Linked DNA regions of Homo sapiens: region 2 is linked to region 1. Evidence: read pairs that join two places in POLR2A ChIA-PET (ENCODE). Cell type or tissue: A673. All regions are shown on one strand. Each heading gives the region's core, and the rest is flanking DNA. Links, peaks and the distances in the headings are about the cores only. Region 1 overlaps TSPAN9 (tetraspanin 9). Region 2 overlaps TSPAN9 (tetraspanin 9).

The links. Peaks named below come from ENCODE experiments on the same cell type or tissue, not always from the same donor. Only the 100,000 strongest peaks of a DNase experiment are listed, where the experiment ranks them.
Region 2: POLR2A ChIA-PET joins it to region 1 with 11 read pairs; 2 of 35 experiments call an interaction of 5 or more read pairs at or near these places.

Annotation. Positions count from the first base shown.
Region 1 is chr12:3,236,833-3,252,766 of GRCh38, forward strand. All of the region lies in intron 3 of TSPAN9 (tetraspanin 9), which reads left to right. Among named protein-coding and RNA genes, the nearest start is that of LINC02827, 56 kb to the right of the region's middle. RefSeq lists enhancers at 5,331-6,216, 6,306-6,806 and a silencer at 5,426-5,630. In A673, for the core only: no CTCF peak of the experiment used is centred there; no DNase peak of the experiment used is centred there; H3K27ac peaks cover 540 bases.
Region 2 is chr12:3,149,700-3,165,633 of GRCh38, forward strand. All of the region lies in intron 2 of TSPAN9 (tetraspanin 9), which reads left to right. TSPAN9-IT1 (TSPAN9 intronic transcript 1) reads left to right here and starts at 98. Exons shown (of 2, transcript NR_046833.1): 1 at 98-167; 2 at 1,286-1,777. RefSeq lists enhancers at 1,356-2,169, 12,770-13,271. In A673, for the core only: no CTCF peak of the experiment used is centred there; DNase peaks (open chromatin) are centred at 8,432 and 9,352; H3K27ac peaks cover 1,244 bases.

The DNA of each region.
Region 1 (15,934 bases), core at 3,134-11,133:
CATGAAAAGCTCTGCAGGCTCAGATCCTGTCATCACTGGGCACCCTCTGGGTTCCTAGTACTGTAGGGCACATTTGAGCAATGTCATACAGATGTGGCCCTGCCCTTAGGGAGCACCTGGTTGTCAGATAGAAACGAGCACACATGTGAAATGACTGCGAGCAGCAGCCAAGGCAGTGAGCAGTGCGGTGTGAGGATTTGTGGGAGGGGCCATTGCTTTGAATGACTCATCAGGGAGGGCCTCCTGGAGTAGGTGGGGCGGCAGCTGAAGCATGGGTAGAATGTGTCCAGGAGAGAGGAGGGGCTGTGAGATACATCAAAAGAGAAGGCTCATCCCAAATTTGGGCCACGGGGTCATTGTATTATCCTGATCGATGTCATCCCCTTTGTCACATTTTTAAAGTCTCCTGTGTCAGCGGCTCTATAGGAAGCCCATCACACAGATATTCCTGGGCTTGCCTCCTGATGGGCTTGCCTCCTGATGACTTACGATCAAAGACAGGCTGGTGCCCACCTACGTGAAATGTGACCTGCAAAGCATTCTGTGAGGCCGTTCTGGTCCCTGTATTTCCCACCTATTCTCCTTATACCAGGGCTACCTCTTGGCCACAGAACAGAGTGTCCCTCTGGCCGGGAGAGACCTCAAGTTGGCTTTGCCAAATTCCTTCCCTCCTCCCTCACCAAGGACACTCCAGTGGACAGCCAGAGCCTCTGCAGCCCTGTCCCACCCGAGGCAGGCTGCCGTGGAAGGGGCAGTGCTCTTAGCCCACTCTTCTTTCTCTGAGCTTGGCCTGCCCTCCCGGTTGGGCTGGAATCGAAAACCTGATTGATCTCTCCAGAACAAATGGCAGTTTTATGATGTAGGGTTTCAGCTTTCTGCAAGTCTCCCCCTCCCCAGGCACAGAGAGGGCAGGGTCAGCTTGCCCCCTTCCCTTCCGAAGCCAGAGGTGGGCATTAGCTCCCTCCAGCTGTCCCTGAGTCCACACAGCCAGCTGCTGCCTGCTGCGAAAGGGCATTGCCACCACCATCTGCAGCTCATTTCCCTGGTGTGAATTTTGCAAACAACCTTCTTAATCATGTTTATGAACTCAGCATACATTTGCTGCAGGTTGAGTTTCCCGTGATGATGGAAAGCTTGGTTATAAAGCCAGCAGGTTGGGTTTCAAAATCCAGCCTCATTGTGGATCCTTCTCTACCTTCCTCTCCTCTTCCTTCCCTCCTCTTCCCTCCCCAGTCATCCTCAAGAGAAGGACGAGACTATTCCCTCATTTTCCCATGCTGTTTACAAAGCCCTTCTCTCTCTCTGGTAGAGAAGATGCATTATCCCCATTCTACAGGTAACAGTACCGAGGGTCAGAGACACCACGTGATCTGCCCAAGGCTCATGGTTAACAGCCACCGAGCTGAGCCTTGAACCCTGCTTCTGCATCTGTGTCCTCTGCTGTTCCCACTCTGCTGAGCAACTTTGACCTGGCTGGCATGACAGGCGCCCTCCCTGTGCATCTCTCAAAGTCTTCTCCTGCCCCACCCTGGGGACATGTGTCCTGAGCACAGTCCGCAGCTGCCAGGGGCCAGCTTTGTGCTGAATTGTGGTTTGTGGCTTTTATTTCTTCCCACGATGCCCTTCGTGAATGTCATTGAGTTTATTAGGTCCGGCTCCTTCTCCTTTGCTAGCTAGGAATACCAAACCCTACATGGTCCTGTTACCCAGAAAACATCGCCGACCCTTCCATGCCTCACGGGAACGGCCCTGGCTGAGAGTTGGGGCTTGTTGGGTTTAGATTCCAAAGCCAGCTATCCTTTATTCCCTGTTCGAGGAGAAAGACTCATGCCTTCATTTCTCCACTCAAAAAACGGGGTAAAGATTCTCTCTTTAAACCCTGGTCCCTACTGGGGCAGCAGGAAGGTGCACTGGGAAAGTCAGCAGAGGCCATCTGACAGCAGCAGCAGATGCACCGTTTAGTGCTTGGCGTCTGTTGAACTGGGCCTCTCACCCATGGGCATGCAGCATACGTAGGTGGGTGGTGGGGCCGCCCTTTGTGTGTGTAACACCTTCATTCCCAAGCTGTTTCCTTGCTTCATGTTCTCTCTGGTTTCCCTGAGAACATGCAGGCCCTCCCAAAGGAGGGTCGGGTGGCCGCCATCTCAGCCCAGAGAGGGGTAGGTGAGTTCCCACTGGCACCCAGCATGGCGTTAGACCTGAGGGTGCCCTGATTCATCCCCTGATCATGCCTTCTGTTTTCCAGGCCTGACTTCATCATCCTGGGAGGAAGAGAGCAAGTGCACATTCCTCCCTTGTGAAAAAGAGGGAGAGAGGCAAGGCGTAGAGGGGTGCCTGGTGGGTAGTGAAAAAGAGGGAGAGAGGCAAGGCGTAGAGGGGTGCCTGGTGGGTAGTGAGTGGTGGGGCTCTGTTCTCTGTTGTCACGTTCTTGCTGGGAACGCTGGGCAGGAGCCTGCTTGGCTGGGACTTGGCCCCTCTCTGAGCCAGGCCTGCCCGTGAATGCTGCCTCCCTGACTCAAGCCTGTCATCTGAAAAGCACACGCTGGCACACCCACACCTACACAGAGGGCAGCACCTTCTTTCCCCTCTTGGTCTTAACTTTTACCCTCATTAACATGATCATGATGGTGCCTGTATTCCCATTTCCTCAAGACCTCCATGGGCGAGCAGTGTCTGCCAGGCAGCCGCCACCTTCCCCGCTCCACTGCCCGAGTTGGATCCCAGCAAACGAGGTCAGAGAGAGAGGAGCTCATTTTTTGCCTTTTAGAAGTAGAAAGTCTCTTTGCCGGGTCTGCTGAGCTTTCATTTGGTCTGAACTGGGTAGAGGTTACTTGCATAGGTCAGCACAGACAGTGGCATTGCTGGGGTGGAAACCCAGGAGTGCTGGTTCCTGGTCTGCCCTCCTGGACTTATCCTTCTGGGAGGGTCATTGGAGCTTCCGACAGGGTCCTGATGGGGAAGGGTGGAAAAGGGATTCCTTGATGGGGAATAAGGAAGGAGCTGAGTGCAGGGGAGGAAAACAGCTGGGGATGTGGAAATTTTGAAAGGGAATAAAGCCAAAAAAACACTGACTATATAGGGGGGGGACGAGGGAGGGCATTGCCACGACCAGAGGTGCAGAGGAGAGGCCTGACAAAGAAGGGCCAGGTGTAACGAATGACCTTATTTAGTCCTCCTGTCCCTATTACTCCCTTTTTTTTTCCTTTTAGCTTTTTATTGTGGAAAATCTTAAACATTCACAAAAATAAAGCACATAATGTAGAGAACCCTTGCGTAACCCTCACCCGGCCTCCACAACCTTCCATTCCTTTATTTCCTCTACTTTCACCCCCTGTTTTCCTCCTCGAGTATTTTAAAGCAGGTCCCAGACATCCTGTCATTTTACCCACAGCTACTTTTCCAGCTCCTTGAGGGGTGCGTTTGGAGTCCAGAGGCCCCGCTGCAGGCTACGGGGAGAGAGAGAGTTGTGTGGACGAGGTGGGAGAGTGTGAGGCCAGGTGGGGGAGCAGCCCGGGAGCATCGTGGATGGTCCTTGAGGCGTGCTCAGCCAAGGGGGCCAGCAGTCACTCTCGCTGATTGAGTGCTTGCTACGGGTGGGACATTGCACTGGGTACTTCACACACTTCAGGTACTCATTCCTCAGCACAGTTAAGAATGGTGGGCTCAGAAGGGTCTGGTGACGTGCTCGAGCTCACACAGCTGGGCAGTGAGGAGGCCAGGATCTGAATCCGGGTCTCAGGACTCCAAAGTCCTGGTCTTGTCTGTCGCTATACTACCTCTGGGGGTGTTAAGACACAGCTGGCACTTGAGGGAGTAGGTGTTTAAACCCAGGGCTGTCTGGCTTCAAATCTATGATCCTTACACTACACCAGCCTGTCTCTGCTGCACTGTGGTGTTAAATACGAGCATAATATGAACTTCTGTGATTTAATGTAGATTTTATATATTACAACAATAGCACTGAGATGGCGTGGACGTTGGAGAGTTGTGGCTTGCTGGCTGTTGCTGTAATTAGGTCTGTATAAAAAAAATAGTAGCGATCAGTAAACATGACAGAATGGGGAATATCACTAGTAATCAAAGAAATCCAAATTATGCCAACAATAGTATGCTATTTTCTTGCCTTTCACATGTGCATGGATTTTTAAACGGATAATTGCTAATATGATGGAGCTTTCTACTACAGCACTGGTTGGGTGTAAGGTGTTAAAACCTTTGAGGAAAATCACTTTGCAGAGGGTTCCAAGAGCCTTGAAAACAGGCTCATCCTCTGGCCCGTAACTGCAGCTCTAAGACTCCATTCTAAGAAAACAATCAGAAATGCTGTCAAAGATTTTATGTGTTAGGGTGCTCATTAAGGAAGAATTTATAATAAAGGACAATTAAAAGCAATTTAGGTGTCCCACATTAGGGAGAATGGCTAAGTAAAGTATGATATGTGTGTGGATAAATGAGTTTGGGGAACGATTAAATGATAGGGGGAAAGTGTTCACACTGTGGCGTGGCATTTATATACTATGTATTATAGATGTCTAATTATATATTATGAACATACATACTGTAAAGTTTGCTCTTTTTGGTGTACAGCTGAGTTTTGAAAAACACAGTCATACATGTGTCAATATAATTTTAGGTGAGGAAAAATGGTATATGGTATGCTCCTAATTTTTAAAAACATATATGTCTACAAATACAACTTCATATGACCAGAAGGACATCAGTAAAGAGTGATCAAACTAAGTGGCCCTGGAGAAACAGCCTGCATAATTTTAAACAAGCACTTTCCTTCTGGGCTCGTTTCTTCCCCGACATTCCGTGAGTGCCCTTATCCCAGTCATGGTCAGCATGGTGGGTGTGGGCTCTGAGCCGTGACAGGCGCTGACCTTGGGTGGAGGTCCCGGCCTTGCCAGTGTGCCCAGTGGGGCTGGGGAGGCGGCTGGGCACAGCGAGCCTGGGCTCCGGTGTGTGTCACTGGGCTCAGTATAGAATGGAATGCTGCTCACTGGGGCCGTGTCCTGGCCGAAGATCAGTGGAGGGCAAAGTCCTCTCCCCTGCCCCCTCCCCACCGTCTCTGCCATGCAGCTGCTTCGGAGTTGGGGCTCCAGCACACAGGGGGCCACTCGCCCTAGAGAAAGAGAAGTCCACTAGTTCTCCCAAAGACCGAGAATTCTTCCTTTTCCTCTGAGTGGGGTCAGCGAATCGGGGGAGAGAACATTCTTGCTCCCCGCCCACCCTGCCACCTCTAATGTTCCTGAGGCCAGCATCAGGGGTCTCCCGGTTAGGGCTTCCTTGGACCCCTGGGGGTGACATTATTCTTAACTTTGTTCCCAGCAGGGAGAAGCCTGTGTGTGTAGTTGGTCCAAGCATCTAGAAGCTGCTCTTTCAAAGTCATGAGCTGGGTTGGGATGGGGTTGAGCTGCTTCAGGGCAAGGAGGCCCTTGCCAGCAGCCTGGGAGTGGCTCTGCCACCCGCCCTGCTCTAGGCTGGTGTGGGTGTGGCCCAGGCCCTGGACATGCCTTCTGCCCGATGCCTGGAGCCCTGGGATGCCACCCAGCCAGCCCCACCTCCCACCTCTAGCCAACAGCAAGCACAGCTCCCATTCTGTAGATGAAGAGCAATAGCCTGGACATGTGACACGGCCAGTCCAAGCTCCCACAGTGAGTTCTGAACAGAGCCCAGAGTAGAAACTGGGTCCCCTGGTGGCCAGGTGTTTCTTTCCCCTTTGCCTGCCAGCTCCCCGAGGATGGGGACTGTCCCTGCTATCCTCTGCGGAGCCCAGCTGACAGCTCAGGGCTGCGTGTGGAGGATGTAATGGACAAGCAAGGGGCTCCAGCGGTCACCGGGCGTGACTCAGGCCTCAGCTGGAGGGGCAGCTGCCACAGTGGGGAGCCCCAGCTCTGCCCTGAACATATTGTGGAGCCTTGGACGCATTGCCCCCTCTCAGGGCCTAGCCACCTGCTGATCTCCCAAGGACTCATGTCTATTCTGGTTTCTTTCCTCCCAGGATTTTGAGTTGTGCTGACTGCCAGGCATCGTGTTTCCCTCTGGTGGCTGCACCACACCTCACACGTGTTCCCTGCTGTGCAGAAGTGATGTGTGGGCCTGTCATAGAGGGACCCTGTGGCAGGGCATCCAGACGGGAGCTCTGTGGGAGAACTGGGTCTCCAGGTCTCCTAACCAGTCTCTGAATCAGCCTGAGAAAGTTGGGGTGTGGATGGTACATTTGGAGGGATGAAGGAGCAGGGAAGATGCCATCAATGGACCTTAAAATCCAATGTAGAAAACAACCCAATAGAGTCATCCCTGCAAGCATCATAGGATGCCTTGGTTTCCCTTGAGCTTTTCTACCGCCTTCCCTGTACCCGAGTTACTGTCCGTGGTTGAGTTCCCCATCTCGTTGTCTGCTGGACTCACCCATCATCTTTCCACCATCACCATCGCAGCCACTGTATGTGGAGTGTTTCTCATGGGCCGGGCACGGAGCTGGGTGCTTTACCACCTCATTGAATTCCTGCCGCAGCCCCAGGAGGCAGGGGCTCCTGTTTTAACTTATGTTTTGCACATAGGGCGGCTCAGAGAAGTTAAGTAATTTGCTCTGGTTTCACGGCAGTTTGTGGTGCACCAGCTCTGTCTGACTCAAGCCCCTCACTCTTCCCATCAGGCTGCACCGATCCCCTCATCCCCACAGGGCTAAGCCCTGAGCCCAGGAGATAGGGCTGTTGGCTAAGCAGCTTAGGGCACAGCCAGATCACGGCACAGGAAGCTTCAGTCGTGGGGACCGATGAGGTGGAGAAGCAGCCAGGCATCGGCCCTCCTGCTGTCACCCTCCCTGGCTTCCTCTTCAGGGAGGGTGACAGCGTAGGGGTTGACGCCCGTGGTCTGGTCTTGCCCAGGCTGGCTGAGGAGGGCCATGTAGGCCCCATTGATTTTCTGTCTCCTCTGATATGGGGTGTCAGGCAGGTGGAGAGCCCAGGCCAGCTGCTCTAGGCAGCAGGGGAGCGAGAGGTGACTGACCTCAAGGCCGCCACCTCTGAGAAGACTTCTCTTATTGTACTACCCCCTGCAGTCATCCTGGGGTTCTGCTGCCTCCACATGCCCTTTAGTTCTGCATTCCTGGGAACCAGGGCTTACCCGCAGGGTCTTGGCAGTCAGTCATAAGTTCTCTGGTGCCTGGCACCTGGGCCAAGGCTGCCCTTTCAGCTTGCCCGTTGGGACTGCTGGGTGTAAGCTTTAGGAGCAGGGCCTGTCTGGGAGCACTTTGTCCCCCACAGTGGACTCCAGGGTGATGGGTGCTTAAGCGATGCTGTTTTTGACCCCAACAGTCTTCTTGGAGGCAGGGAGGTGTCTATGTCTGTGACGCAGCCTTCTTGACCCAGACTCTTGTCCCCTCCCCAAGAGACTGCCAGCCACATGGGCCCTGGTCCCAGTAGGTAAGCGGGTCTTGGCTGGCCTTATCCTCCCCCTGCACTTCCCTTCTTTTTCTGGACCTCCAAAGCCCTTCAGCCACTCCCTCAAGGCCTGTGGACATCTCGGGGTGAGGTGTGTGGAAGCCCCACCTACTCCCGCTCCACCCCAGCCGGAAGGAGGCCATGTCCTTATTCTCTGCCAGCCGCAGCCCTGGAGCCAGGTCCCAGCCCCCTGCAGATGGCGTGAGGTGCGCAGATGGGGGCAGAGGCAGCTGGTGACGTGGGCTGGGGCCTCTGAAGAATGGCCTGGCGAGGTCTGCTTTAGGAGAACGCACTCTCGAGCCACCTCACGCCCCACCGGACCACGCGCTGCAGGCAGACAGCGAGCGCCAGTAGCAGCAGGTCCCACCAGATGGCGATCCCCCAGCCACCCCCCTAAAGGGGACCATGTGGTAGATGGTCTCTTTAGTCACGGTGTGAGACCCGGGTAATGGGGAGAGGGTTTGTGGGGGCCAGAGCTCAGCAGTAGAGAAGGGAGGGTGTGTGGTTCACTAGGCTTGCCTGCCCCAGCCAGGTTCGGTGGAGTCGGGAGCCTCGAGGGTTTTCCCTGCTGAGGCTCTTCCTCCCCTGCTCCTCCTGGGGCAGTGGACACAGCCTCATCTCTCAGCATCCAGTATTGTGCTGTGGTAGTTTCAGGGGCCCCCTTCTGCCAACCTCTCTCTCTCACTCTGTGCGTTAGCCTCTTGACTCTGTGGGCATCCCGGTCTTTCCAAGGACTCTGTAGCAGCCCAGCCTATCTAGGTGCTAAGTGCTCCTGGGAAGAAGAGAGGAAGACAGACCACCACGTCCCCAGGTACAGCCACACTCCTCTCCAGCCCAGGCAGGTGCATTCCCTCTGCTTCTCTCTGGCAGCGCCTGGTTCTGGAACTCGGCACTGCTCTGACCAGACCATCCAAGCGAGTGAGCAGGTGCCTGGACCAAAGCACGTTTCTTGCACCTGCCAGCCGGTGGAGCAGCCCTGGAAGGTGCCAAGCCCATTTCTGGCTCTCGGGCCTTGGCCAGGGGTGGTGCCCAGGGGATGCAGGAAGGATGACCCTGGAACCACTCCTGGGTCTCCACCCTGACCATGGAAAGGGAAGGCTGACTCTTGCCGAGGGAGAGAAATGGTTTTCAGTGTTCTTTTTCTCAGCCCCCTTTTGTGTGCTGCAAAGGAGGGAAGCAAGTTGAGTTGGCAGCCCAGGGGAAGGGAGTGAGGCGGGGGCAAAGTTTCCCCTTGATTTGCCATATGACCTCGGAACATCTCCTTGGGCCTGGGCCACCTGTAAACTGAGGAGGGAGAAGCCTGCCTGCCCCGTGTCCTCTCTGCCTGGCCTCCTTGCAGTATATCGGAAGAATCAGAGCCACCAAAACAGTCATAAGAGGGGGTGGTGGAGGCATTTGGCTGCATCTCCCAACCCCCAACACGCTTTGCTCACAGCACCTGGGTGTGGTGGGCAGACCGGCCCGTGGCACGGAGCCATCGTCAGCATGGATGCTGTATCTTATCTGCATTTTTGGTAACTGGTGGAGGTCTCCAATTCCTTGTACTGGAGAGTCTTTGCTGGGCGGATTTGGGCATTCTCCTGCCCAGCCCGCCTTGCCTTCTGACTGTGGCGCAGAGAGGAAGGTGGGGTGGGCAAGAGAATGCCCAAATCTGCCCAGCAAAGATTCTTCAGTATCTCCCTCTATATTGGGCTATTCTTGCATTGCTATAAATAAATAACCTGAGACTGGGTGATTTATAAAGAAAAGAGGTTTAATTGGCTCATGTTTCTGTAGGCTGTACAGGAAGCATGGTGCCGGCATCTGCTTGGCTTCTGCTGAGGCCTCAGAGAGCTTTCAGTCATGGTGGAAGATGAAGGGGAACAGGCACTAAACATGACAAAAGCAGGAGCGGGTGAGATTGCGGGGCGGGGGGTGGTGCCACACACTTTCAAACGACCCAGTCTTGTGAGAACTCACGACTGTGAGGACAGCATCAAGGGGATGGTGCTACCCCATGATCTAGTCGCCTCCCCACTTCCAGCATTGGGGGTTACAATTCAATATGAATTGGTGGGGACCAATATCCAAACTCTATCACCCTCTTCCCCACCTTTTCCCAGCTCCAGCTCCCCACCCCACTCTTTGAGAGCTCTGCAGCCTTCGCTGAGGTCAGGAGAACTTTGGCTGCCTTGGCAGAAGGCCCTGAACACTGTTTCCTTCCTGAGGATGCATCCTCTTTCCCTGGGCAGGGAAAGAGGCAGATGGACATCTGGCAAAATTTCCCACTTGAGAAGTTTGGGATTCCGAGCCCATTCCTCCCTCAGTGCCAGGGAACAGTAGCCCAATTGTTCCAAACCCGTGTTCTCTGGGTCAGTGTGCCTACATCCCTCCTGACCATGACACTCCCATTCCTGGGCCTAATAATAGCCCCTTTTGGGGTAGGGCAGAGCAAAACTTGAGTTTGTGGCTGTTCAGATCCATCTGGTATCTTCCCCAGCTCCGCTCTCTGAATACCGCCCCACCATCCCACCAGCCTGCCATCCAGGTGGCTCAGAGGAACTGCCCTAGGACCAGGGGGGAAGACATCTCTGCTTTGTAGCCTCACTTGCTTCCTGGGGCAGAGGGAACAAGACCAGGACCGTTCAGGGGATAGTGGCGTCCTGGGTGAAGTGGGGCAGGTTCCAGGATAGATTTTCTGCAATGTGCTTTTGGCCGCTGGGAGGATGGGTGGTCTGAAAAGAGCACAGCCTGGGAGAATGGGTGGAAGGGAGGGTGCCTGTTTTTCAGGGCAGAGAAGAGGAGCAACGTACTGTGCACACATGGAAGGCACCCAGGACACGTTCACTGTGTCGAGCATCGTCGGGTTTATTAAGAAGGTGTCTTGGGAATGACTGTGAGCATGTCCTAGGCCTGGCCCTGAGCAGTTAAGGTTATAGCAGAAAGGACTTGACAAAGGCCCATGAAACTTACTAAAGGCAGAGTCAGAGAGAGGAGCTGCGGTGACAGCTGCTTGTGGCTGATGAGCATTACTGGCCAGCCCCCCCCCCCCCGCCACCCGCGTCCCCAAGTAGAGTGAGTGCCAGTCGCCAGATGGTTGGAGTGTAAGCCAGCTTGGGGCAGGAGATGGGACCTAAAGATGTCTGGGGGTCCTTTCTGCCTTTGACTCTAAGTCTTCAGGGCAGGAGAAACCACAGGAGTGCCGAGAGAGCGTCAGTTCAGAAAGACTTGCAGGGTCTCAAATCCTCTTCGGAGACAGACATGGGCGAGGGAAGACACCTTAAGAGAAATGGAGTTTTCCAGTCTACAGAGTACCCGTAGGGAGTACCCACTGAGTAGGTGTGACTTTGCCTGTGAGCCAGTCTAACTTCACGTCCATTGTCATCTCCTTTTGACGTTGGCCATCTGGTTTTGAGAATAGGCTGGGCGGTTCAAATCTCGGTCAGCCTCCTCCATGCTGGTGTCTAGCCCAGCCTCCTCTCCATGGATCTGTTGATGCCAGTTCGCTGCACAGGCTGTGCTTGTGGTTTCCCTGTCAACATCCCCCTGGGCTATTTGTTTCCCACTGCTGGGCTCCCAGACTCACTATTGAGAGGAGGAGCTCCCCCACCATCCTGCAGAAATGCTGACCCCTTGCCTGTCGCTTCTGTTGCTAGAACAGGGCAGCATGTACCTTCTGTGTGTGCATGCCAGTGGGGAAGCGCAGCGGGGCATGGAGGATGATGGATTAGAAGACTGCATCTTAATCAAATGACAGACTGACTGTCTGCTTGCCCCTTTCCCAGAGATGTGCTCAACCTCTCCGGATTAGAGCAACAGCCACTTCATTTTAATCAGGGAGCTAATGGCTCCCTGAATGCCTCTTTCCTGGCAATGTCTGTCCCCTGGGGATTTTGATGAGATTGCCCTCACATGACACTCATACTCCCTAGGTACTTTCCAGACTTCCTTCAAGGTGCTGTGGCCCCCCTAGGCACACTCTCTACTTATTTAGCTTTGAAATTGTCCTGCCTTTTCTGAACAGATTGGAGGTGTCATTCCTTGTGGGATAGACATGGGATAGAGTTTGTGAGGGCTGCAGAGGACCACTGGGGTGTAGCCCTTTCTTGGGGCTGCTGCTGTTTCTTTATGAAAATGTGTGCTCTCTTAGTTTCCTTCTGCCTTCTTGCCCTGGACTTAATGTTCCTGAACATTACACTCCTGATCTCCTGCCCTCTCTTGTTCTTCTCTCTTTCCTTGACAAACCTGCCCAGCCTCTTGGTTTCAGCTATGGATTCTGATAATAACTTCTTACATTAAGTGCCTTTGTAGTTTACAGAGCATTTTTACGTCCATTACACTCATTCCTTACAGTGAGCCTGGGAGGTGGAATAGATCATATTTTTTTTTTTTGGAGGATAAAATTGAGGCACAGAATGATTAAAGCCACAGTTTGGTTATGCCCCCTGCTCCCCAAAAGAATTTGACTTTGAGGTCACACAGTGTGTGGCTGAGCCCAGAACGGACCCTCCCTCACCACGTTTCCAGCTACATCTGGTGTCTCCATAAACATCTTCCACTGGTCTTTCAAACTTGTTTCAACTTCTTGCTTCAAAAGTCCTCCTTGGTCCTCTGGTTCGGTAATGGATCCCACCACCTGCCCAGCTCCCAGGCTGGAAACCTCTGTCTGCCCCCCTCCGTACCCATGCCGCCTCCCTGAGGCCCCTCCTGTCCGTCCCACCCGTTCCTGTGCATTTTTACTGCCATGCCCCTAGGCCAGGCCTCACTTTGCCCAGTCACTCGGTTGTTCCCTGATCTCCCTGTCCCTAGTTCCTCTTAGTTCATTCGATACAGGCCTGCCAGAGTCTGCTTCCCAGGGCCTTAGCCATGTTAACAGCCCTCTCTCTGCTTCTGCACAAGGCCCCACCACAGAAGCCGGTAGAATTCATGTTCCTCCATCTTGTCACCTGGACCCTCCAGCTGCGAGTCTTTCTCAATGACTCCAGGCACCCCGCGGGTGGTCAGACCTCACTGCTCTCTGTTCCAACCAGTCACACATGGAGCCTCCCAGGAAGTGTCACTTCCTGTCCCACTTCCTGCCCGCATGGCTCCTGCTTTCCTTCCTGCCCACCATTCTCTCCAGATCAATTACCCGTGCTCATTACCAGCCCTCCCCCTTTTCCTTAAAGTTTCTGTCTCAAACGTTGCTTCTTCCATGAAAACTTTGCTCTCTCCTCAAGGCAGAACCTCTGAATTCCTCTTGGCTTTGCCTCCCTCCTACAATCCTTCGTGCTTTTCACTCGTACCTTGGTCGTCTGTGCCCATGCCCGACGTTCCTGAGGGCCGAGCCCATGTCTGACTTGTCCACAAGGTCGGAATGGACTGTGGTTAGGGCTGCTCTCCGAGCACCTCCATATAGCAGGTGCTGTCTTAGGGCTTCACATATGTTTGGTTTCATCTCCACATCATCCCTCCAGGGCAGACATCCTTACCTTTGTTTTATGAATGAGGGAACAGGCCTAGAGAGATTATGTGATTTGTTCAAAGCCTCTGAGTGAATGATGGAGCCAGGATTTGAACTCTGGATGTCAGACTCCAAATCCCGCATGTTTTCCTCCTGCAATGCTGCACCTTGTTGATGAGTGGGGTTGATTGCCCCTTGTCGTCTCACCATGCACAAGGGCAGTGCTGGCTTAAAGGATTTCATTTTAAATCCCTTAAAATTAAAGGATTTTATTTCAAAGAAATTAAACTTTCCTCCATTTCTTTGAATAAATTAGGACTACCCATGCTGGGTCAGCAGTCCACCCATCGGGCATGGATGGTGGGTGGGGTGGGATGTTTCCTCCAGGGCTGTCTTTGAAGGTCAGAAGCGTCCAGTGCCCCTGTTTCCTGTCATGGCCCTTGTGTCTCTCTCCCTGGTGAGTTTATCAAAGTCCTCTGGATCTTAGCCATGTTTTTATCCTGTGCCACCCTGCATGGTAACGAGCCCCTTGCCTTTACCCATTGCGTAAAGCTCAGACGCCCTTTATTTGTCCTCAGATAATGCTTTCGAGCTTCAAGGGTTGCCTGGGGTTCTATTTCAGGATCTGTTAGGCAGGTCTGTGTTGGCCCTCTTCACTGTCCTTCATGATTTTGCAGACTCTGATCCAACCCCATCAGCCCTGTTTTTCCAGAATGGAGTTCATGCCTTTTTAGGGTTCACCCATCATGTCTCACTTTTTCACATGCCTCTTGGGTGTCTGGTGTATTTCATGTGTGAGAATGAGTCTCCCCAGAAGAGTGGGGTGCCCTGAGGGCAGGGCCATTATTCCCTTTCCTCTAGACCTGCCCACAGCTCCACACACAGGAAGACCTTCTCATTGCACAGGTAGCCCAAGACGCCCTGTCCTTCTCCCACTCCCAGGCCTGGCCAGCCCATGCTGAGGCCAGCTTCTCAGCAGCCACAGATATCACCCATCTCAGGTTGGCTGGCTCAGGGTGCAGTGTCCATGACACCAGAACCCTTTCCTGGTCCTGTGACGGAGCGCCAGAGGTATGCAGAGCTTGGCTTTCGGGTGACTGTTGGCTGCCAGGCCCGGGGAGCAGCCCGGTGAATGGCCATGATGGGCACAGCAGCCTGCCCTGAGGAAGGGCCTCGGGCCCTGAGAGGGACTGAGGTTGGACCGGGGTGACAGGGTGGCATATGGGGATGGCACTGGGCTCTGTTCCATGCACTCTCTCTTCTCCTTTCTGCCTCCTCCCGCTTCTGCCTTTCTTCCTCATCTTTATCTTCTTCTTCCTCCCCCTACCCCTGTGTTTTGGGAGTTATCTCAGTCAGAGGCATGATCTAGTACTACCCTCTCCCCAGGTTAGTGTCTGAAGGATTTCAGTTGGTGACTTTGTGGCACTGTGGGCTACTTAGAAGTTGTGGACATTTTCAAGATCAAAGGCTGTCTTTGGAGATGGCTGGGGAGACTTGGTGGCATGTAGAGCCCCAGCAGAGACCTCCTCCATGACTAAGCATTCAGCTTGCACCCGCTGTGTGCCGCAGGCTGTTCACAGGCCCCAGCAGTGAGCTGCCCCGGTGATGAAATCCCCTCGCATTGGTGGCATCCTCCCTGGTGGAAGGGTGCTGGGGGTGTGGGGAGGAGGAGGGGTAGGGTTGGGGACTCTGAGTGGCAGATCTCGACTAATGATGGTCATGTCTGAGAGGGGAGAAGGAAGTTCTTTTTTCAAAAGTTCTTTTTTCAAAAGTTGATTTCTGATTATAAAACTAGTATAGTCACTGGAGAGTACTGGAAATAATAGAGATATATGAAAATAGCATAAATTAAAGTCATTCACAATGCCATCATCTAGAGATAACCACCGTTCTGCTTCTGGTGAATTTCTAGGGCTGTATGTGTGGGAAGAGGTTCTTTTGTTGCAAAGGACATCTTTAGTTTTAAGGGACAGAGGGACACACAGGACGGTGGGTTCCAGCACCTCTGGCTGCCTGGGCCTCCTTCCTCTGACTGTTGGCACCAGCTGTCAGCCCCTGGAGGAATGGGCAGCCTGTCGGCACCGGCTTGAGCTCAGAGCTGGGATAGGAGTGTTATGCTGGAAAGGGGACCCGGCTCCCAGGGAGCCCCTAGTGTAGTGGAGAAATACGGAGCCAGAAGGGGCTGGGACCAACAGCTCACATGACAGCCCCTGCCTGAAGCAGAGTCCTGGCAGGGGGCCACTGGGCTTCCACCCAGACTTCTCATGGTGGGGACCTCATGGTTAAGCCACCACATCGGCCAGCTCTGGGTCCCTGCGTGAGTGAGGGTGAGGGGTCGTTTTTTACTTTGTAGCTTCTAGCACCTGGTCCCTGTTCTGCCCCACTAGAGTCTCATGGGGCAGACCCCATGAACCATGGAGCGCCCCCCGCACTTAAAACTCTGCATACCTCCATGTTCAGAGTTGCCGTGTCCCTCAAGTTCTCTAAGACCAGACGCCTCTAGTTCCTACCCAGTTCCTGTGGGGAATATGATTTCCACACTCCCTGGTGCTGGTGTGGCCAGGGAGAGGTGTAGCCTCTGGCCAGGCTTCGTGGAGCAGGTGAGACTGGAATGGCGTTTAGAGGGTATGGTGATGGCAGCGAGATGGGGAAGCCCATTCCAGGCCAGGGAATGGCACGCAGGAATGTTCATCCGTGGCAGGTGTGTGCACAGGCCTGTGTGAGCGGGTGCTCTCTCCGGGGCCAGGGAGAAATCCCAGCCCCTGGGCTCCCCCCAGCCCCATGCCCTTATATAGCCGTCCCTGCACTCCCAGAGCTCCGGGGGTGGGGACGGAGCCCCCTCCTACTGTACACATGCGGGGAGCCTGCCGCTAGCTGGGCCTGGGCCGACTCTTGCAAGATCCTCTTGTCATCACAGCCGGAGTCAGCTGTTGGTTTGGGAAGCCTTCCCTGGTCCAATGTTTCACGGTGCGCAGCCAGAAATATAACCCTCCTGTTAGCCAAGAGCATGGGATCTTGGCAGGCATCCGTGTGGCCTATTTTAAACTGAAGGGAACAGAAAGAG
Region 2 (15,934 bases), core at 5,212-13,211, 85 kb before region 1:
ATAGCCACCAGTGATTCAAGACCTGGCTTGGAGTTAGAGACATCTGGGGAGCTTTTCAATAATTCAGGCTCCTGGGCCCCCATCCCAGATCTTCTGAGTCTGAAGCTCTGGGAACGGGGGCAGAAAGCTGTATTTCGAAAAGCTTCCCACATGATTTTGATGCAAAGGTAGGTTTGCCCCTTTGAGGAGAAATCCCTTGCTGAACAGATATTCGTAAGTGCTTTTCTCTGAAGTATGCCTGACTTTGGGAGCATTTGTTAATTGATGTATTCATCCAGCCAGCAGACATGTAGTGAACGCCCATGGCGTGCCAGACACAGCTCTGGGCAGAGGGGTGTGGGCAGGATTAGGTGGAGTGTTCTTCCCTCAGGGAGGGCACAGTCCAGTTTGGGAGACAGACAGCACCAGCAGTGACAATGTAGCATGAAAGGTGAGGTGTGGGAGATGCCCGCTGGGCCCGTTACATTTGGCTGGACTTCAGAGAATATGTCTCGGCCTCCCTCGGTCTGTTTCCGCCCCTCTGCCAGTTATAGGCTTAATACCCTTTTTATGTGTATTTGAACAGAATAGGGCACATAGCTGACTTGATGCTGATGCCCAGAGAGATTAGGGGGCTTGACTAAGGCCGCACAGTGAGTTAGTATTTTGTTGATGGGGGGCAGGAATGGGGAGGGTTTCCTTTGAAAAATCTGTGTCATAAAACCCCTAAATGGATTGTAGTATATATGGGCTCTGCAGGTGGCAGGCAGACATGGTGTCAGTCTTGGTTTCAGTCTGTGGCCCGGTGTGAATCTTTGGTTTCTTGTCTACATGCTGAGGCTGATATATACGCACGTTGCTGCTGGTTCTTAGAATTAGAGATATGGTATGGTTGGCCCATGCTAGGTGCTCAATGAATGCCAGCTTTTCTTCTCTGCCGTTGTATTTGGTGTCTTAAGTGAGGAGAGTATGCTTTTTGGGGCCTCAGACTCTCTGAGCCCTCCTTCTAGCTGGGGGTTGCCTTAGCTAATTCCCACTTACGAGCTGATTTCAGGGTGCTGAGTTCCAGGCCCTGCAGGAGATCGAATGCTGCCCCTTCTTCACCCCACGCCTGGCCTGGCCTTGGGGAGCCCTCCCCTGTCCTGTGCCTTTTAACTCAATACTCCCTGACAGCCCCATGCAAATTGCTAGAGCACTCAGAACGCCTCATTTCTCATAAGGCCCCTTCATCCAAGCCTTTGTCCTTCCGCTCAACGTTAAACTCTGTCAACATTTTTTCCCAATGAAGTTCTTCCTCCCTCTGCAGCGTCCCCAGCCTCCAGCCAGCTTCGCTAGCCAGGGACACAATTGGATTGCAATTTCTAGCACTTCCTGGAGATCAGGTCCCTGAAGAGCTATAAAAATCCAGCGGTGTTTCTGGCCACCTTTCCATGTGGTTTGTAGTGCACTGTCAGTCACACACGCCTGCAGAGCATGTGTGTGTTTGTGTTTGCACACGTGTGTGCATGTGTGTGAGTGGGTGCATGCATGCATGTGTATTTGGCTTTAAGGGAGGCTCTCATATTGCATTACCTATGTTGCTAGTTTCTGGCTGCCAGTTTGCATTTCTTAGGCGGATTTTCTGATTCCAGGCTCGGGAGGGCTCCCCTGCACTGTATGTAATTGGGCACGAAGCCCGTGGTGGGGTGGATTTGGGTAATGGCAGGGCTGCATTCCTCCCATTCTTTTCTCACAGGAAAAAGTGCCTGGATATAACCCTGTGGTGGGGATTGCTTACAGGAGGGGCCGGCTGCCTGCCACCAGCCTTCACATTTGGCCCCTGTCGGCCCCCTCCAGCCTTGCCCTCCCACCTCCCCTCAAGGCAGATGCCACCAGCTGGGTGGGCACTGGGGCTGCGCATGCCCCCTCAGTGATTAATGGCCTGCAAGACTTGGCTGCCTCTTCCCGCCCATGCTTGGTGGGACATGGCGCCCATTTCCAGGGTCTTCTTCCTTAAACCCAGATATGAAACAGAATAGGGCAGCCTCCAACGTGAAATGTCTCTTACTCTCTCCCTTCCTTGCTCCCTCCAGCCTTTTTTCCTTTCTTAAAAACAAAACAAAACAACCGTGGTGTGCGCCTGTACTCCCAGCTACTCGGGAGGCTGAGGCAGGAGAGTCGCTTGAACCCGTGAGGCGGAGGTTGCAGTGAGCCGAGATCGTGCTATTACACTCCAGCCTGGGCGACAGAGTGAGACTCCACCTCAAAAAAAACAAAAAAAACACACAGCCGATCTTTGGAATTGAAAAGTAAAAGCCCAACAATCAGGCGTAAGTAAATTTCCTGCAAATGGGATGCCTGCTGGAGGGGGCTGTGATTTGCTGCTTGGCGCAGACAACTCTGAGGAATTTTTCCTCTCCAGCTCTCATTCCCTTGGGGAATTCATGGCGGGGAATCTCTCCCTGGGGAGTCTGACCAGCTTGGAAGGAGGTAAGGCAAGGAGGGCTTCCTGTTTTCCAAGGCACCCCCCTCTGTCATAGCTCATAGGGAAGCAGCTGCCACTTCCCAGCCCTCCTTGCCTGGCCACCAGGGAGGCTGCTGCGGGGTCAGCCCTCCTGATTGTCAGCAGGATCCTGGCACCCAGCTCCTCCCTCACCTGCCACAGGGTTTGGCCTGATGCCAGGGTGGGCTGGGATTTGGCATCCCACCGGCCCCTCTTTTTGGAAGGTCCTGTGGCAGTCCTTCTGTCCTTCTGACACACCTGCCCCCACTTGGCAAGCAGCCTTCCCCTGAGATCTAGTTCCTGAGTGTCCCCAGCGATGGACACAGTGAAACATGTATTGAAAAGAATGAGGGAAGGACAGTCTTGGGGGAGAATGCTGGACTGGCTGTTTCTAGCCTAGAGGCTGTCGTCAGAGCCCCGTTCTTTTCTTTTCTTTCTTTTTTGAGACGGAGTCTCGCTCTGTTGCCCAGGCTGGTGTGCAGTGGCGCGATCTTGGCTCACTGCAACCTCCGCCTCCCAGGTTCAAGCAATTCTCCCTGCCCCCGCCTCTCAAGTAGCTGGGACTACAAATGCCTACCACTATGCCCGGCTAATTTTTACATTTTTAAATAGAGATGGGGTTTCACCATGTTGGCCAGGCTGGTCTTGAACTCCTGACCTCAGGTGATCCACCCGCCTTGGCCTCCCAAAGTGCTGAGATTACAGGTGTGAGCCACCACGCCCAGCTGAGCCCCCTTCTTTTCTTATGCTGCATCAGAAGACAGGGACTCTGAAACCACAGCAGAAATGACAGAGCAGCAGAGGCGCACACACACCTGACGGGTGGGGGCCCCAGGACGGCATCTGTGCTCAGTGCGAACGCTGAGCTTCCTTTTATGGTGCGTGCACGCCTGCGCGTGTGTGGGGTGTGGTGGTGGTGGTGGTGGTGCAGGGCAGGCCTTCCTTGAAGCCCTCTTCAGACTGATTTGTGACACCTTTTCCTTGTGCCTTACCCCTGTGGCAGTCCCGGAAGGGCCTGAACAAAGCAGACATTTCCTGCCTAGCCCTTATCATCATGTGCTAGTTTATTTCAGGGTCAGGAGCTATTGGGCATTTTAAAAAAATACTTATCATATAAGTAATGCCGTATAATAGGAACACAAATCAAAGAAATAGGGGTATAAAATACCTGACAAACCTGCCATCATGACAAATCAGTTTTTTATTTTCCATGATGCCTTCAGTCTGTATTTGCTTGCAAACATAATTTTTTTTTACATGGTTATAGTCAATAATGTAGATAGAATTTTGTGTTCTATTTGCTTTCTTTAACATTTTAAGAATTTTGCATTCTATTTGCTTTCTTTAACATTTTACTATAAGCTACATAATCATCACAATTATGATCATCATCATCACACTTTCAAGTGGTTACATAGGAAATGTTTCCTATTTATCCGTTTTCCTACTGTTGAATGTTTAGCTCACAATTTTAACTTACCTAAATAGTAGAAACTGCACTAATACATTAATATGTTAATATTATATATATGTGTGTGCGTGTGTGTCTGTGGATGTATCTCTGTCTGTTTCTCTGTCTAGCTGTCTGTTTCGCTTTCCTACTGTTGAATGTGCAGCTCACAATTTTAACTTACCTAAATAGTAGAAACTGCATTACTACATTAATATGTTAGTATTATATATATATGTGTGTGTGTGTGTGCGTGTGTGTCTGTGGATGTATCTCTGTCTGTTTCTCTGTCTAGCTGTCTGTTCCCCTTTCCTACTGTTGAATGTGCAGCTCACAATTTTAACTTACCTAAATAGTAGAAACTGCACTAATACATTAATATATTAGTATTATATATATATGTGTGTGTGTGTGTGTGTGTGTGTGTGTGTCTGTGGATGTATCTCTATCTGTTTCTCTGTCTAGCTGTCTGCTCCCCCTTTTGCGTTATTTCCTTAGGACAATTCAAGAAGCCAAGCATTCTTTCCTAGAGCAATGAGGTATCTCATTCTGGGTTATTAAATACCAGCCGGAAGTCAGGTGCCTGAGAGCAGCCACAGGGTTTAGCTGAGATCTTGGCCCAAGTCTGTTTTCACACACTGCCCTTGGGAAGGCAGTCAGGTAGCAGAGGTCCTGCTTTAAAGGCTGTTCACTCTGCATTTTTATCCTATCTCCAGCTTCGAAGCCCGCTGGCCTGGTACATAGATTTTGCGTATGTTGCTTCACTCATTCAATAATTCCTAAGTGCACTCCCCATCTGACCCCATTCAAAGCAAGAGAAATAGGTCTCGCTCGCACCCTTAGGGAACTTGCAGTCTGAAATGACCGTGGGCTCACCCATTCAATTATATTCAATCAACTTTATGCAAGCCTGCAAACTCAGATGAGCGATAACAGCCCAGGGTTGTGGGCCCATCAGCGTGTTCCTCCCTTCCTCCCTCTCTTCCTTCCCTCCCTTTTCCTCAGCGTCCTGCTTTCATTGTTTTGCAGCAGGTTGACCAGCATAGAACATGATGCACATGTTCAGCCGTGCAAAAGAGGAGCTAGTGCTTAAGTACAAATGGGAGACATGATTCTTTTGTTTTAAGTAAATACTTAGCCTGACTTCGGTCCTGTGAGCATCTGCACTCCAGGCCTGAGCAGCTGAGCTGCCTCTCACATGGACCTGCCATGATTCCATGACTGCCTGCATGCCCAGTCATCACTACATGGCATTAGGGTGCCAGTGGTTGAACGTGATCACAGTGAGCCCCTTTTCTAGCGACTTCTCCAGCCCCCTACAGACATGATCTAGCTAGGACAGAGACAACTGGAATTTCTCAAAGGGCAGTGGTCTGTAACAGTTAAGCATTCTACATGGTTCTCTTGGTTCCCTAGATCTTCCATTTTTCAAGGAAAATTTGAACTTCTGATTTTTGGGTAAAATCTCCTAATTTTTAACTATTGGCAGCTAATTAAAAAAAAATTAAAACGTGATGCGGACCAAATAAAACCTGTGCGTGGGCTGGATTTGGTCTGGGGGTACCAGCTTGTGACCCCTGCTTTATGTATTAAAGGTAGGGTGTTATGCTGGGCACTTTGGGGAATATAAAGAGCATAAAGTGATGAAATTAATAAAAATCATGGGGTGTGGGAGAGGCAGCTCACACACAGAGCATAACACAGTTGGCTACGCAAGTGAAACCGAAGGCGGGCTGTTCCGGGAATGCTGGGCAGAGACTGTTGATCGTGTTCTGAGCTTTTAGGAAATCAGCACGAGGAGGCCTCTCCTGAATAGCTGTTAGAAGAGACCATATCTTCCAGGCCTGGTGTGGTGGTGCGCACCTGTAATGCCAGCATTTTGAGAGGCCGAGGCGGGAGGATCCCTTGAACCCAAGAATTTGAGGCTGCAGTGAACCATGATTATGCCACTGTGGCCCTGATGACAGAGCAAGACCCTGTCTCTTTAAAAAAAAAAAAATAAAGAGGGAGCGAGAGCAAGACCACGTCTTCCTTTTCTAGTCCCTTTGGGAGGAGTTAGGCCTTGAGTGAGAGACGGCTTGAAGCATGGAGTTGGAACTGGGAAGACTGGATTAGGTGGGTGCCGAGTAAATTTCCTTTTCTCCGTTTTCCCATCACGCAGTGAGGAAAATTGTCCCCCTTGGGCAGTTAGCAAGTATTTATTGTAGGCACACTGGAGGCGGAGTTGCCAGGGCCCCCTCTTCCTCCCCTCCGAGATCTCTAGGGGGAGATAAAGGGGAGTCTGTCTGAAGTGCTTTGAACTCTTCAGGACGCCGAAAGGACTTGAAGACGTTGCTCCATGGTTTTCCCGGATGACAGCCATGACGTATGAGCCTAGTGATACTTAAGAGATACGACTTGCTAGGGAAGTAAACACCCAGTGTTATTTATTAGTTCTTTAAAAAACAAAGCTTTTCTTAGCTGGGAGGTTTCAGATCAGTGACAATGTCAGCTCCAGTTTTCCTCTGTTAATAACAGGCCAGCCTCCTCCCCAGCCTGTGTCAGCGGCATTGAGAAGTGTGTCTGGGGTCTGGGTGCACCTTTGGCATTTGATGATTCCCTGAGAGGAAGGGAAAATGGTACTGAAGACCCGGAAGGTTGTGCAGGGCCAGGACGGATCTCGTTGTGAATAATAAAGCAAGCTGCCTTCCAGTGCTGGGCCTTTTGCTTTTATCTGTGTCCTCCCTCCATGTAGCCCCCTCCAGGACTGGGAGAGGGAGGGGCAGCAGGTGGGGAGTCGGGGGGCCAGGAGATAGGGTGCTGATAGAGGCATCTCCTGTCTTCTTGATAGGGGAGGTGTTGGAGTTTGGGATCTAGGCAAGACTTGGACTTTGCTTCTTAGAGTTGTTTTTTTGTTTTTGTTTTTTTTTTAGATGGAGTCTCACTCTGTCACCCAGGCTGGAGTGCAGTGGCATGATCTCGGCTCACTGCAACCTCCCCCTCCCAGATTCAAACCTCCCAGATCCTCCTGCCTCAGCCTCCCGAGCGGCTGGGATTACAGGCATGCGCCACCACAACTGGCTAATTTTTGTATTTTTAGTAGAGATGGGGTTTCACCATGTTGGCTAGGCTGGTCACGAGCTGCTGACCTCAAGTGATCTGCCCTCCTCAGCCTCCCAAAGTGCTGGGATTATAGGCCTGAGCCACCACTCCCGGCCTGCTTAGAGTTGAATGGAATCTGGAGATGAATGGGAGGGTTAGCTGGCTAGCTGGGAAGGCTGTGGAGCAGGAGAAGGGCCCAGGGCAGGGGGCAAGGGCTGAGAGCTAAGGTTGAGGTGAGGTCTGATGAACTTGAGGGCCACTGCATTTTGACCTTGAGTAACTATAGTATTGATAAGGACAGTACCTTTGCAGTATTGAGTACAAATTCTCCCCCGCTGAGCCTCATAGAAACAGGCCAGAGAGGGCAGAGCAGGTTTTATTATTTCCACTTAATTCAGGCTGAATGTGGTGTTTTTTTTTTTTTTTGAGACGGAGTCTCGCTCTGTCACCCAGGCTGGAGTGCCGTGGCGCGATCTCAGCTCACTGCAAGCTCCGCCTCCTGGGTTCACGCCATTCTCCTTCCTCAGCCTCCCGAGTAGCTGGGACTACGGGTGCCCGCCACCATGCCCGGCTAATTTGTTTTGTATTTTTAGTAGAGACGGGGTTTCACCGTGTTAGCCAGGGTGGTCTCAATCTCCTGACCGCATGATCCCCCCACCTCGGCCTCCCAAAGTGCTAGGATTACAGGCGTGAGCCACTGCACCCAGCCTGAATGTGGTGTATTTTAAGAATGTGGGTTTTTGAAGCTAGACACATGTGGGTTCAAGCTTAGCCCTCTGACCTTGACGAACCTCATTAGCCTCTGAATCTCAGTTTCTCCATCTGTAAAATGGGGAGACCAATGCTTGCCTCACTGGGTATTTTGTAAGGGATGAAAACCTAAAATAGTCTTTGGCATATAGTAGACATTGAATAGTGAATAGCAGCTGCTACTGCTGTCAGTGTAAACTAAGAAACAGACCTACAGAGGTCATCTGTCCTGCTGGAGGTCACAAGGGAAACAGCCAGGACTGGAACCACGGTCCCAGACCTTGTAGGCCGTGTTCTTCCATTCCCGGGACACTTCTTTCCCCTTCCCTGATCAGGTGGGCGCTGGGCAGACGCTGGCAGGCAGGCACCACCGCTGTCCAGGACGCATTTATGCCTGAATTGTAAGTTGTGGGCTGTGCCTGGCCTCAGACATGATTATAGGGTGCTGACAAAAACAGCACCCCCTGATTAAGACGATGAGCGAAAACGCACCCGGGCTTTTGTTCACTGAGCAACTCCATTGTGTCTTTCTCCCCTTTTCCACCCCTCCCTTTATCTACTAAAAAAAAAGAAATGGAAAAGATGAAGGACTGTCAGCACCAGATCACAACACGGGCTCCAGGAGTTGGCGGCTTTTCAGTGCCTGCGGGGTTTCCTCTTCTTGCTTTCCTCGACCAAGTCTAATTGAGATAAATCTGAGGGCTCCCCTCGGAGCACAGGGCTTCCTGCTTCCCTGTGTCCCGGAGGAGCATCCCCTGGGGCTTGCTTTGTCAGCACTCTCCCCTGCCCCATGGATGCCTCCTACAAGATCTGTGGAAGTGGCTGTTCAGTCTGTCTGCTGCCTGTGGATGGAGCTACCTTTCCCCAGCACCCCACAGGTCATGTCACACTCCCTTTTCCTATCTCAGATCTGTGCTTCCATGTATAGTGTGCAAGGCTCTGCAGAACTTGACCTCAGCTTGTCTTTGTGCTGCCGTCCTCCACTGTTCCTTGCATAAAGCATAGGCTTCCGTGGCTCACGCCTATAATCCCAGCACTTTGGGAAGCTGAGGCAGGTGGATCACGAGGTCAGGAGTTCGAGACCAGCCTGGCCAGCATGGTGAAATCCCATCTCTACTAAAAATACAAAAAGTAGCTGGGCATGGTGGCGCACGCCTGTAGTCCCAGCTACTTGGGAGGCTGAAGCAGGAGAATTGCTTGAACCTGGGAGGCAGAGGTTGCAGTGAGCCGAGATCGTACCATTGCACTCCAGCCCAGGTGACAGAGCAAGACTCTGTCTCAAAAAAAAAAAAAAAAAAAAAAGCATAGGCTTCCACTGTGTCGGCCAACTTGCTACTTCCTGACAGGTCTGGAAGCCACCTGCCTTTGTGCTTTTGATCACTTAGCCTCTTTTGCTTGGACAGCCCTCACCCCAGTGGAATTAGGCACAGTCTTCGCGGATTAGCTGGAGTGCCAGCTCCTTTGTAAAGTGCGTCTTGCTTGGGAACGTACTCCTCCTTTGCCCGGCACGTCACAGATATGAAATTAATGTTGGCTTTGCTTAGGGCCCTCTGCTGTGACTGTGCAGGTCTCTTCCAGGGCCTCCTCAGAGCTTGATTGTCTGCGCTCCCCACCCCCTGCCAGGGAGCCTATTTACACTTTTATTGTACATGATCTAAGTTCTTAGGCATTTTTCTTTCTAAGTTTAAAGTTCTCTTACTTTTCCCATTATTGTCTGTTGTTTCTGAGCCTCGGAGGCTACGGCAACAGGAGGGTGAAGTAGAAAGCACACTAGATTGAGAGCAGGAGCCGTGGCTTCTCCTCCCAGCTCTGCCTCTCACCAGCTGTGATTTGGGGCAAGCAGCTGACCTTGTCTGGGTCCGTCTCAGTTCCCCATCTGTAATACAAGGGGTGGGCTGGCTAATTTCTAGGATTTGTGGATGGGGTTTTAAAGAACAGTTTTCCTGAGATATAATTTGTACACCATCACACTCTCCCATTGTTACAGGCTCAATTTTGCCCCTGCAAATCCTAACCCCATACCTCAGAATGTGACTGTATTTGGAGGGAGAGAAGATCTTTAAAGAGGTGACTGAGGTTAAATGAGGTCACCAGGGCAGGCCCTAATCCACCATGACTGGTGCCGTTATAAGAGGATATTAGGGGCCTGGCACCATGGCTCACACCTAGAATCCCAGCACTTTGGGATGCCGAGGCAGGAAGACCACTTGAGTCCAGGAGTTTAAGACCAGCATGGGCATCATGGCAAGACCCCTCATCTCAATTAAGAAACTGTATATATAGAGAGAGGATATTAAGATAGAAACAAACACAGAGGGAAGACAACGTGAAGACGTAGGGAGAAGACGGCTATCTACAAGCCAAGAACAGAGAAAATGGAAGAAACCAATCCAGCTGACACCTTGATCTTGGACTCAGCCTCCAGAATCATGAGAAAATAAACTTCTGTTGTTTAAGCCACCCAGCCTGTGGTACTTTGGTTATGGCAGTCCTAGCAAACTGATACACCTATTTGTATATTTAATATACAACTCAATGGTTTAATCTGTTCAAGTTGTATAACCACTGCCACAATTTATATTTTGAACATGTTATCACCTCAGAAAGAAACCCCATACCCACTGGAAGCCATTCTCTATATCCTCCCAACCCTCATTCCTCCCCCAGCCCTGGGCAACCACTAATCTGTGTTCTGTCTGTGGTGTTGCTTATATTGTGGATGCTTATTTTAAATGGAATCATGTAATACGGGTTTTGATTTTTTTGTGATTGGCTTCTTAGCATACTTAGCATAAGGTTTTCAGGGTTCATCCATGTTGTAGCATATGCCAGTACTTCATTCCTTTTGATTACGCAATAATATTTCATTCCATGGGTATGCTACGTTTTGTTTATCCATTCATCACTTGATGGATATTTGGGTTGTTTCAGTTTTTTGGCTATTTTGAATAATGCTGCAATGAACATTTGTATATAGATTTTTGTGTGGACATGTTATTTATTTCAGGTATCTAGGAGTGAAATTGTTGGATCATATAGTAACTCTATGTTTAACTTTTTGAGGAACCACCGAACTGGTTTCCAAAGTGGCTATACCATTTTACATTCCCACCAGTAATGTATTCCAATTGGGAATTAGACTCTTTTCCAATTTCTCCACATCCTTGTCCACACTTGTTAATTTCTGTCTTTTTGGAGCCATCCTAGTGAGTGTGAAATGGTATCTCATTGTGGTTTTCATTTGCATTTCCCTAGTGATGAATGATGTTGAGCATCTGTTCTTATACTTATTTGCCACTTGTGTATCTTCTATTCATATACTTTGTTTATTTTAAAATTGGGTATTTGTCTTTTTATTATTCAGTTGTAAGAATTCTTTACATATTCTGGTTATAAGCCCCTTAATCAATATATGATTTGCAAATATTTTCTCATATTCTGTAGGTTTCACTTTTTTTGATGGTGTTATTTGCAACATAAGAGTTTTTAATTTTGTGGCTGGGCTGCGGTGGCTCACGCCTATAATCCCAGCACTTTGGGAGGCCGAGGCAGGTGGATCATCTGAGTTTGGCAGTTCTAGATCAGCCTGACCAACATGGAGAAACCCTGTCTCTACTAAAAATACAAAATTAGCCTGGCATGGTGGTGCATACCTGTAATCCCAGCTACTCATGAAGGCTGAGGCAGGAGAATCGCTTGAACCTGGGAGGCAGAGGTTGGGATGAGTCGAGATTGCACCATTGCACTCCAGCCTGGGCAACAAGAGTGAAACTCGGTCTCAAAAAAAAAAATAGTTTTTAATTTTACTGAAGTCCAATTTATCTAATTTTTCTTTTATTGTGTTTTTGGTGTCATATCTAAGGCATAATTGCCAAACCCAAGGTCACAAAGAGTTACACCTATCTTGTCTTCTAAGAGGTTTATAGTTTTAACTCTTACATTTAGGTTCATGATTCATTTTGAGTTCCTTTTTGTGTATGGTGTGAGGTAGGGGGCCAACTACATTTTTCTCCTGTGGGTATGCAGGTGTCCCAGCACCATTTGTTGACATAAATAGGATCTTAAAGGACACCTGGAGCCCTTTAAAACCCACCACCTGGGGAGCAGGAGGTAGGTGGAGCACCTAGCGTGGGGCCTGGCCTGGGGAAAGTGCTCTTGGAAAATGCCCTTTCCTGCTGGAAGAGCACCAGTGAGCAGCTCCCCAGCCCCTGCTTCTCAGCCTTTTGTGTTGATATTGTACAATTCTGTGTGTGTGTAACTTGCTGTTCACTAGACCCAGAATGGTGCTTGCTATGGTTTGAATATTTGTCCTCTCCAAATCTTGGGTTGAAATCTATCTATCTATCTATCTATCTATCTATCTATCTATCTATCTGTCTGTCTGTTGTTTTAGAGATAGGGTCTCACTCTGTCACCCAGGCTGGAGTGCAGTGGGTGCACTCCAGCTCACTGCAGCCTTGAATGCTGGGGCTCAAGCCATCTTCCCGCTTCAGCCTTCCGAAGTGTTGGGATTACAGGCATGAGCCATGGTGCCTGCCTGGCCTCCTCAGGTTGAAATTTGATCCCAGTGTTGGGGGTGTGGCCTAATGGGAGGTGTTTGGGTCATGAGGACGGATCCCTCATGAATAGATTAATGTCCTCCCTGGCGAGTGAGTACATCCTCACTGTAATAGTTCCTGTGAGAGCTGATTGTTTAAGAGCTTGGCACCTGGCACCTCCCCCCACTGTCTTGCTTCCTCTCTCACCATGTGATATCTGCCTATGCCGACTCGCTTCTGCCTTCCACCATGAGCAGAAGCAGCCTGAGGCCTCAGCAGATGCTCAGACATCAGAATCGTGAGCCAAATAAACCTTTTCCCTGATCAATCATCCAGCTTCAGGTATTCCTTTATAACAACACAAAACAGACTAAGACAGTGCTGTATGCAGCTGCATGCTAAATAATTGATTCAGGTGATGGTGAAGGTCAGAACAGGAGGATGTGGGCTTACATCATAGCAGGGGAGTGTCCCTGGCTGAGAGACCTGCAGGAACCAACAGCAGAGAGGTTATCAACTCTTGTTCTACCTGGAGAGGTATTTGAGGGCCCCTAGGTCCAGCTGATGGGGCTCTTGGAAGCTGTTGATCAAGCCAGGGAAAAGATGATAGTGACAGCCAAGACCAGAGGTGATGAATGTTTAGAAAAAAAAAAAGTAATTTTCAGCTTTTTGGCTCCTTTAATCTAACCCTGCTTTTGGGCCAGAAGAAGACCATTTTCTTTCCCCTCAGCTCTTTCTCAGCAGAGCTAATAGGTCCCCCGGGTAGATTTAAGGGAAGTTAATGAAACAAGTTATGGTTATACCAGGCTCTAGGCTACATGTCGCCCTTCTCTCCCAGGCCTCCAGGGCTGAGGCTCAAGGTACCATCTCCCCTGCCGGGAGAGCTGAGGCAGCCCTGGAGGCCCCAGGCAGCCTATTGGAGAGAGTGTCAAGGTAGGGGCAGCAGAACGTCGGAGGGACACGTCTTCTCCTTCCTCCCACTGTGGACAGCATGGGAAGGGAGAGTCTTGCCAGTCATTGGCGAATCTCCCCAGTAGGGCCCCAACTCTCTTCTCCAAGTGTATTCCCATCCCCTTCCATGGTCCCTGGCTGCGGTCCACACAGAGCACTCCCATGCTTGTTCGTGCAGCTCTCTGTGGAGTCCCCAGCATCTAGACACTGCCTGGCATGATCAATAGTGGTTGAATGAATGAATGCTTTTCTACCTTGAGCTCAAGCTATTCATTTCACCTCATTCCCCGTTGCTCTCTGGCTGTTTTCAGAAGCCTGCCAACTGTTCAAGGGCCAGCTTAAATGTCTTGTCTATAAGCCCCATAATTGAATATGACAATCCCATCTTTTGCTTCTCTCGCTCTTTTGTTTCTACCTCTGTTTGGCACTTTCCACACTCTACCCCATGGTAAGATATTTGTGTGTCTGTTTTAACCCCAGCATTGAAACACCCTGTATAGGGCAGGGACCATGGCTTTCTGTTCTCATTTTATGTCATTTCTCCTCCCTTCCACCCCGCTACACCTAGGATGGTGTTTCATAGACCTTTGCCACTCAACAAAGTCTGCTTAACTATAGCACCTGGGTCACACATCGTTGGTGCTGGGTCTTTTTCCCGGGTTACTGTTCTGCCTACAGCTTTTTGCCACTCAGAGGATTTTCCTGGGTTTCACATCCTGGAGTAGGAGGTATTTACGAGAGACAGATGTCAGCGTGTGGTGTTCCCAATCCATTGCGTATAATTTACATATCTCTGTGCAGCTAGCATCAGTGAGACCACACTACTAAGGTATTATGCTTGACTCCTGGCAGGAAGAATTGGAGCAGATAACACATCAGTGGTAATCCCTTGCTCTGCCCTGGAGGATACAGAAAACCTCTGGTGTGAGTTACTGCCTGTGGATATTAGAGACTCACCTGCTGTCATTAATGTAGAGGCTGGATTTCCCTCTCCAATTGATTAGGCAGCTCTCTCTGTTCTCTCCTCTTTGCAGGGAGGAGGCCACTCCTTCACCCCAGTTCCTGATCTGGAGGGTGGGGCAGGAGGGCCAGCAGGAGGGGACCCACTTAGAAGGCCAAGCTATAGAGGTCCTTTGGGATAGACCAGTGGTACTGAGGCTGGACCGTTCATTAGGTGCAAAGTCCCTGATGAGAGGAAAGGGAAGGAAGGAAACGGTGGCCTGCTCTGTATTTAGATGAGCTTTCTCTTTCCTAAGGTGCTTTCGTATGAGTTTTTGCTTTCTATTATCAAAACAGTCCTGGGAGGTGGTTTATCTCTGTTTTCAGACATAGGGTCTACAAAGCAGAAAAGAAGGTGATGCACAGCAGAAATGAAAGAGGAGTTTGCTTTACACTCTGTGGTACGTAGCATTGATCAGGGAGCCACCATGGCTGGCATGCAGTGGGCATTTGATATGTGTTTGTCCAATAAATGAATAGCAGGCACTCAACAAATCATCCTTGATTTGAAATAAAAGTTTTTCTGGATTTTGCTTCCAGCTCACTCTGGTCTTCTTTACTCTCTGGCTGTTTCTTCTCTTCCCTGTTGGGTTAGCTCCTCTCCCTGGCCCTTGCACTTGTCCCAGGCCTGCGAGGGGAGATTGACACCCAGAGGTTGCTGGATCGTGGTGATGCAGAGGCATCTTGCGGTGACTCCTGGGAGCCAGCAGTGTCGTGGTAGGTTGGCAAGTGCCGGCTGCAAAACCCTCCTCCTTTGCTGCAGGTGGATATTGCTACTTGATCACAGCACTGTTAACTCTGCAACCAGACTGAGCCTGCTGAGCCTTCTCGGTATAGCACTCCAGGTTGCTGCCACCAATGGGCCACAGTGGCATTTCGGATGGCAAGGAGGTCCTGTCTTGGGTAGAGTAAAGAGCATTAGGGTGAGGGTCAGAGGACCTAGCTCTGAATCCTGGCCTCTCCATTTCTGCTTTGTGACCTTGGGATAATCCCTGGACATTTCAGAGCCTTGAACGTGCGGGCTTCTCAGGTCCCTTCAAGCCCTGAAATTCTAGGATTCTGTGGTTCCTTTGGTTGGGAGGAAAGAGGCTCTCGTCTGGTGGCCTGGCCGTAGAGGGGTAGGATTAACCTCTGGGGTCAGCAAGCTTGCAGAGCTCAGGAAATGCCTCTCTGTGATCTGTATTTGGTCCAGAGACAGGTGGTGGAGCTAGAGGAGGGGAAGTTCACTCACAGCCCTAGGCTGGGGGAAGGGAGGCCTAACTCAGCTGCTGTTTTTCCTAATGGAATGAAGGTCTTTGGACCTGAGTCCTCAGTGCATCTAGATCTTAGCAAAGAAGCAGGAAGTACTGGCCACGAATCCCACTGCTCATCCTCTCTGTTGGTGGGGAAAATAGAGGGATTTCTTATTGCTAATTAATGGAGGTTTGCCAGGAATCAGGGTTCATTTGCTGATTTTTCAGTAAACTTTATGAAGTGTCAATTCCTTGGGCAGAATCTGCTCTTTGGACTTGGAGATGACCGCCAGGAAATCACTTCCTTTGAGACATACCCCATGCTGTCTTATTTCACGGGGGAGTCCAGAAGTATTTAAAATGTTAGTGAGTGAGTTCTGTTGCTGCCGCCGTACTGCAAGGCGAGGGTCACGGAGTGTTTCTCCCCATTGTACAGAAGGAGATACTGAGGCCCAGAGAGAGTTGCTCGCAA